Linked DNA regions of Mus musculus: region 1 is linked to region 2. A link is a contact called in ENCODE POLR2A ChIA-PET data. All regions are on one chromosome and are shown on one strand. Each heading gives the region's core, a stretch centred on a gene start or an enhancer-like site at or near the end of the contact. The rest is flanking DNA. Distances are from core to core; before and after follow the strand shown. Region 1 holds the start of Pcnp (PEST proteolytic signal containing nuclear protein). Region 2 holds the start of Cep97 (centrosomal protein 97).

Region 1 (3,632 bases), core at 62-2,561, 95 kb after region 2:
AGCAGTACCTTAAAACGATGTTCTCAGTCAAGGCAAAAGGACCTTAAGTTCAAGGCCACCCCAAGATACTTTAGGCTATAGTTTTTCCTCAAACTACTTTTAACATATAGAAGGTCTAAAGTAAGAACTAAAATCATTAGCTATTTTACTAGTTTATTTTTAAAAAAAAACAAAATGAGGAAGAGACCTGAGAAAGTGGCCGTGGCTTGTAATTCCAGTACTCAGGAAGCCAGAGCTAAATGAGCTCCTAGCTCAAACCGGGGGTGGGGTGGGGGCGGGGGTGTTCGGCAATTAACAAACTTGGTAGACCCTACTTTTGGCCTTTATGCGATACTGAACCTATATGTTCTCACATTTAAGTATTTCAAGGATAAGCCCGAAGAAAGCCAGAACAGTGAAAGGCTAAAACATTCTAAGCATGTGCTAATTATCCTTCCGACAAAAGGGCGTAGGGGAAAAGAGACTACGCATTTCTTTTCCTTTATGTACACCATCAAAAATTACGGGGGTAGGAGGAACGAAAAGATAGCTATAATCTGAGTTTAATTTCGCGACAAATTACAGGAAGATCACACCTTCCTACCACGCCAACGAAATATCTGACATAGACTCCGCTGCTGGCAGCCTAAGAAAGATACCGGAAAGAAAGCGAATCAAACCCTAATTTCAAGCGTTTGCTGCTTGAGCCAGATTCCCCTCTCCCCTGCATCGCCTCGACTTATGCCATCGCAGGGTTTATAAATGTTATGTCTGAAAATACAGCAGAGAGTGGGCTGGGGTCTTCCACCTCCGCAGCGAAAAAGAGAGCATCAACCCTCGTTACGTGTAACCGAGAGGCCGGCGACCTCGGAAAGCCGGCATGCGGCCAGTGCCCGCGGCGGCTCGGCGCTCGTGCGGCGGCCTGAGTGCGCAGCGGGCCCTGAGCTCTCTGCTGTTCGGACTCCCGGGCCAAGCTCCCACCTCCCTTCGCACCGCCCGGTGGTAACCGGCGGCCTCTCTGATTAGGCGACGCGGACCTCGATCTCCCCCGCGGGCCACACCGGGCGTGCCCGGCACTCATCAGGGCCCAGCCCCTGGCCGGGCGAGCGCCAGCTCCGCCGGCTCCTGCGATGCCGGAAAGCCCCCCAACCCGCCCTGGGAACCCCAAAGAAAGGCCGGAGTAGCCCCCGTAGCCCGCGACGCTGGGGTTGTGTTCACCTCCGGCGGCTCCGGCTCGCTGCGGCTTCTCTGGCTTCTCCTCTCCCGCCTTCCCGTCCGCCATCTTCCTCGCCGCGGCCTCCCCCTGCAGCCCGGGCAAGAACGTCACGGCCCCGCCCAGCAACCACAAAGCTTCGGGCGGGCCAGCGAGGCCGCAGCCTAGAGAGGACCTGGAACCCGAGACGGGGACGGATGTGACGTCGTTGGCTGGAACGAGGTGTGTGGTGACGGCTATGGAGGACTGGGCGGTGGGATGGCACGTCCGGGTTAGTACGGACTCACCGATCGTGGAACGGTGGGTTCAATCCTAGGTGCTTCCACGCTCAGCGGTGGTCGCGGCTGGTCCTTCATTTTACGGGATAGGGCTGTGTTCTTACAGAGAAACGTCAGCAGTTAACGGACGCTGTCTTAGTGTTGACACCGTCCAGTGCGGTCCGGTGTGCAATTATCGTTTCCATTTGTGCAATGACACCGAAAAGAGACTTATGGAAGATCACGTCGTAGAGCCTTACGGAAATTGGGGCGGAAGAAATTTCCGCGGCTTTTGCATTCGTGAAAAATTCAGCGTGAGAGTTGTAGCAAGCAAGCAAACATTAAAAGCAGAAATAGGTATACGTGGAGGTCAAGGGCGCTTCCTGCTGTTTCAGAGGACAGTTCAATTCCCAGTTGGGTGGTCTACAGTTAACTGATAACTCCAGTTCCAGAAATCCGACTACTAAGAGTTCACACTCACTTGCATATATTCAAACACCTGTTTAAAAAAAAATACATAAAAAACAAACAAAATCCCCGGCTACACTCCGAAGGGCAGGAGCTGTCTTTCTTACGGAGAAGGGTAGTTTGCTCTACTGCAGTTTGGAGATGTCGGCTTTGTATCTACCCTATTCCACTCATCCCTTCTCTAATAACGTTTAAAATACGCCCCAGCCCAGCTTCAACGTTCGGAATTGCTTTGAATTAGAAGTTATTCACTTCTTGGTGTTTTTCAAGGAGTTTTCTTTACTCCTATAAAACTGTCTGGAGTAAAACTGTCTGCTGGTTAAATCGCCCTATTCTTTCAAGGTAAAAGTATCCGACAGAGTTTTATCATAAAAGCTAGTGCCAGTCTTGTCTCTTAACCTTCATGGACACAATGAACAGCACAAGAGTTGTCTTGTAGCGTTCCCTGCCTCTGTGCTAGCACCAGCACTTGTCTTATACTCAACAGTAAAATACAGGACTCGTCTCTTCCAGATTGGAAACACCTGTTAAGTCCTGCCTCTCCTAGAAACCTTTAGTAGATTCATTTAGTGTCAATGAAATCCATGCATCAAGTATGCTACAGCCTCATCTGTTTCTTACTTCTTTTTCTCTATACTCATTCCTCTGCCCAAATTTGGTCAATTCCTAGCCTGTAATATACACCCAGTATTAGAGAATATAGTTCATTCTGTCCTCCAAGCAACATTGAGTGTTGCTGTCCACAGACCTGCTTTTACTTCTCCATAAAATATCAGTGGACTGTTGGTTGTACCTCAGTTGGCCAAGTGATTGCCTAACGTGCAAAACCCATGGTGGGTTTCATCTCCAACACTGCATAATGAAGTGGTGGCACATATGTCTAATTCCAGTACTTGGGAAGTGGAGATAGGATCAGCCTGGGGTATGGGAGACCCTGTATCCAAATAAATGCTAGTACCCCTTCAACAGGTGATCATGGGATAAAGGTATCATCCTTAGCTACACAGCCATTTCAGTACCTGCCTGAGCTCCATGAGGGCCTACCCCCAAACTAAAACAACAGAACAGAGAAACATGGATGTTGGTAACAGTGGCTATACTGAATCATCCGGTTATCTCAAGATCAGAGTTTGGATCCCTAGTATTCACATAAAGCTGGGGTGCCAGTCATCCTAGTGCCAGAGAGGGAGAGGCTGAGACAGGAGGTCCCCTGGGGTTTGCTGGCCAGCCAGTCCAGCCAAGTCGGCCACCTCCAGGTTGTATCAAAAGTTAAAGTGGCACCAGGGATGGTGGCCATGCCTTTAATCTCACTCAGGTGGATCTTAAAGGCAGCTTAGTCTACATAGTGAAAACACAACTCAAGATAACTAAGACAGTCCAACGACACATGTGTGCATACCCACATGTACACACACATCAGCATATAGGCACAAAAAATTAAAACTAAAAAGCAGCCACATTTCATAGCACCTTGTATTGGTGGTTACCTACACGAAAGCTGTTCGGTATCTGTGAATGAATAACTCAGGCTTCAAGTAGAGATGGGGAGCACTTACCCATTCAGTTCACTGTTTAGCACATAATTATATGTAAGTGACCAGGAAACTGTCGTATAGTAGTATTTAACTCCTGCTTGGTTCACCATGTCTCCTATATGGCTTTAGAGGATAGTATTTACGATTCTCACATTTCTTGTGCCATTAATACCAGCACTT
Region 2 (3,646 bases), core at 835-3,334:
TCCCCTCTCCATTTCTTCTTTGAGTTAACTTTTCTATTCTACAAGACATAGATGACAGCCAGGCGATTTTTAAAGTGCCAACCTCTCTTCACTTTCAAGGTCAGCTCCGTCTATCTAGTGAGTTCTGGGACAACCAGAGCTACATACTGAGACCCCCCTGTCTTGAAAAAACAAAACAAAACAAAACAGCTAGGCAGTGGTGGCCTTTAATCCCAGCACTCCGTGGCAAAGGCATCTCCTTGAGTTCAAGGCCAGATTAGTTTTCTGAACCAGTTCCAGGACAGCCAGGGCTACACAGAGAAATCCTGTCTTGAAAAACAATGGGCTGGAGAGATGGCTCAGCCGTTAAGAGCACTGGCTGCTCGTCCAGGTTCTGAGTTCAATTCCCAGCAACCACTTGGTGGTTCACAACCATCTGTAATGAGGATCTGATGCCCTCTTCTGGTGTGTCTGAAGACAGTGACAGTGTACTCACATACATAAAGTAAATAAATCTTAAAAAAAAAAAAGGCTGGAGAGATGGCTCAGAGTGGTTAAGAGCACTGACTGCTCTTCTAGGGGTCCTGAGTTCAATTCCCAGCAACCACATGGTGGCTAACAACCATCTGATGACCTCTTATGGTGTGTCTGAAGGCAGCTACAGTGTACTCATATAAATAAATAAATCTTTTTTAAAAACTATAAAGTTGTTTTTTTTAAAAAAAAAAAAAAAAAGTGGATGAGCCACGTGCACAGCACAGCTCACACCTTTAATCCCAGCACTGGAGAGGCAAAAGCAAGAGGATTTCTTTGAGTTTTTGATCAGTCACAGCTACATAATGAGACCATGGCTTTGAAAAGAAAAAAGAAAAAGAGTGAGAATATAATATAAACATTGTTCTACATAAAAACATGAGATAATGGGAGAAAGGCATCCAAAATATCATCTGGCTCTTTGGGGGCGGGGAGAATGGCTCTGTAAGTGCTTATTGCTGCTGTTCTCGGTGAGCTAGGAAGGTTGAGAAAAGAAGCTATCAGAGTGGGCGGGGCCTGAGTAACTGCCAATTTCAATTTTTCGATCAGACTGGAGCTACCTTGGGATGTAATTTTTCGGTTCTGCGCTCCTAGAGGGTTTCAATGCTTTTCGGTTTTCTTATCACGTGAGGCGTCGTGAGCCCCTTCTTCGAGATGAAAACTAGACTGTCCTGGAAAAGCGCACCTAGCGTCCGCACACAATTCCTAAGTGTCGACACATGTTTTAGCCGAACTCCTTCCCGTAGGAACTCAAGGGTCTCCGGGTTATGAGCCTCAACTCTACCTACCCTGCTCTGCCCCAATCGGGCCAGCTGCTACCACGCCTCAGAGTGTAACCAAAACAAAAGCTCTGAGGTCGGCGCCCCACGGAGGCATCTCCCAAGCACAGGCGCACCCCCCAACCTGGGCTCTGCCAAACAAAGACCAAACTCGACCCCGGGACCCGGCCTGCAGAATGATCGGGGAGCAACGCGTGTCTGGGTCATTCTCAGATTCTACCACGGCTACTGGTCACTTCCAAAGAAGAGTTCAAGCAGACTGTGATGCGGTTTCAGATGAGATGCTTCCTGAACGTTCTCGGACGAGAAGGAGAGGCACGGGAAATAAAAAGGCTGCACTAATTTCCTGTGGGCACTCGGAACTCAAAGTAAACGTCCCAGAAAGGTCACCGCAGTCCGAAGCCCACTGCCCCCAGTCAGGCTAAGGAGAGCGCGGGACAGGGGCGCCGGGCACCGCGAAGGCTCCTGGGGACTGAAGTCCCTCATTCAGCCTTCACAGTAATGTTGCGGGACTGGACCAGACAGCGGGACTACAACTCCCAGTAGGAAGTGCGCCTCCGTGTTGCTTACAGCCCCTCATCAAAAGAACTGGTCCAAAACTGCACCTCTAAACCCAGGCTTTCTCTTTACACCAAGCAACTGTTTAATATGACATACTGAAGTAAACTTTGGAATTTAGGGGTAGGGATCATCGTACCTTCTCCCGGAGCCAGAGCCCCGTCGACTCGCGCCACCGCCATACTTGCCGCTTGCTAATGACACCAGGCAACCGTCTTCTGCCGTTCTGTAGAGCATGTAGTCAGCAGTGGGGCGCTGCAAACTACAACTCCCAGGATGCACAGCACTCACTCGACCCAATTGGCTCCCTGATGGGACTTGCTGGCTACAATGTGGGAGGTAAAGCTTAGAAGACCCGGGTTGACACCTAAAGTTGATCTGGTGAGCAAGCTGTATTGTTAGATAAACCATTTCACTCCAGGGCCAGGTGTTTGAGAAATTCGACACTTTTACCACCTGGCACATTATAAAGACGTTGTTTAAAACTGAATTTGAGAACTCATTGCCAGAAGTCTCTATGGCAGCTACCCATTTTGACAATTCTGAATTAAGTTTAAAAGGTTTTAGCTTCTCTATAGGAATGACAGTGAAATATTTTGACATAGTCAAATGGATACGTTATATTTGCAATTTACCCAATCTTACCTAATTAAATAGATTTAAAGCCTCAGAAACTGATATTTTTGTTTTAAATGGTGGTTCTTACACATTGAACAGTTTGGTCAAGGAGTATATTTGATACATATGTACCCAGAACTTTTTCCAGAGTATTCAAAAAAGTTTAAAATAGTTTCCAGAGTCAGGAATACTTACTTTACCTGGTTGGGAGGGCACAGGCTGATCTTTTTTTGATTTAACTATGAACTCGGTAATCGGGAACTAGAAATTACAATCTTTGGACAAAACTTGACAGGGGAAGTAAAATTAAGCTAGGGTTTACAAGGTAACTCAATCGTACAAAGGGGGCTCCACTTTCTTTCATCAACTGCTCAACGTACTAAAAGCTACTCTTGGTGTTCGAGAAATTCAACACTTTTACCACCTGGCACATTATAAGGACATTGTTTAAAACAAACTGATGTTGAGAACTCATTGCTAGAAGTCTCTATGGCCGCTACCCATTCTGACAAGTCTGAATTAATTTTAAAGGGTTTTAGCTTCTCTATAGAATGACTCGCTATAAGGCTCTCTCTGAAGTCTGAGGATTCCTGTTCAGGAAAATTCAGTAACTTGGTGCTTCTAGCTTTTCAGGCTCAAAATTCTAAGAGCATTTCCTCTTTCCTGGTTCCCTTTGGCATCACTGCCCTTAAAGACCTTTCTGTTTCCCATTGCTTTAGTCTAAAGATACTTTTCTATTTCTGAAGAAACAATAAGAATTCCCCCCTTCATTTTAACCAGTAGACACCTTACTTGGAGAACAGTCTTACAACTTTATATGTCTGAAAACAAAGCAAGCCTGTCGTGGTGGCCCAAATTTTAATCCCATCAGTTGGGAGGAAGACTATATATTGTTAGATATTGGAAGAGGCAAGCAGGAGGATGTCTGTGAGTTCAAGGCCACCTTGGTCTACATAGTGAGTTTAATCATAGCCTGAGCTATGCAACAGAGAGATTCTGTCTAAAAACAAAACAAGTACACATGTACACACACACATCAGACACACACACACACACACACATCAGACACACCGGAAGAGGGCATCAGATCCCATTACAGATGGTTGTGAGCCACCATGTGGTTGCTGGGAAATGAACTCAGGACCTCTGGAAGAGCAGCCAGTGCATAAATTAAAACA

The links. ChIA-PET counts read pairs that join two places held with the same protein, here RNA polymerase II (POLR2A).
Region 1: POLR2A ChIA-PET joins it to region 2 with 12 read pairs in Patski. The contact joins the promoter of Pcnp here to the promoter of Cep97 in region 2. POLR2A ChIA-PET finds 5 or more read pairs at or near these places in 3 of 5 experiments (Patski and embryonic stem cell).

Annotation. Positions count from the first base shown.
Region 1 is chr16:56,028,406-56,032,037 of GRCm38, forward strand. It overlaps Pcnp (PEST proteolytic signal containing nuclear protein), which reads right to left and starts at 1,312. Exons shown (of 5, transcript NM_001024622.2): 1 at 1,198-1,312. The coding sequence starts at 1,261.
Region 2 is chr16:55,932,764-55,936,409 of GRCm38, forward strand. Cep97 (centrosomal protein 97) reads right to left here and starts at 2,085. Exons shown (of 11, transcript NM_028815.4): 1 at 1,990-2,085. The coding sequence starts at 2,032.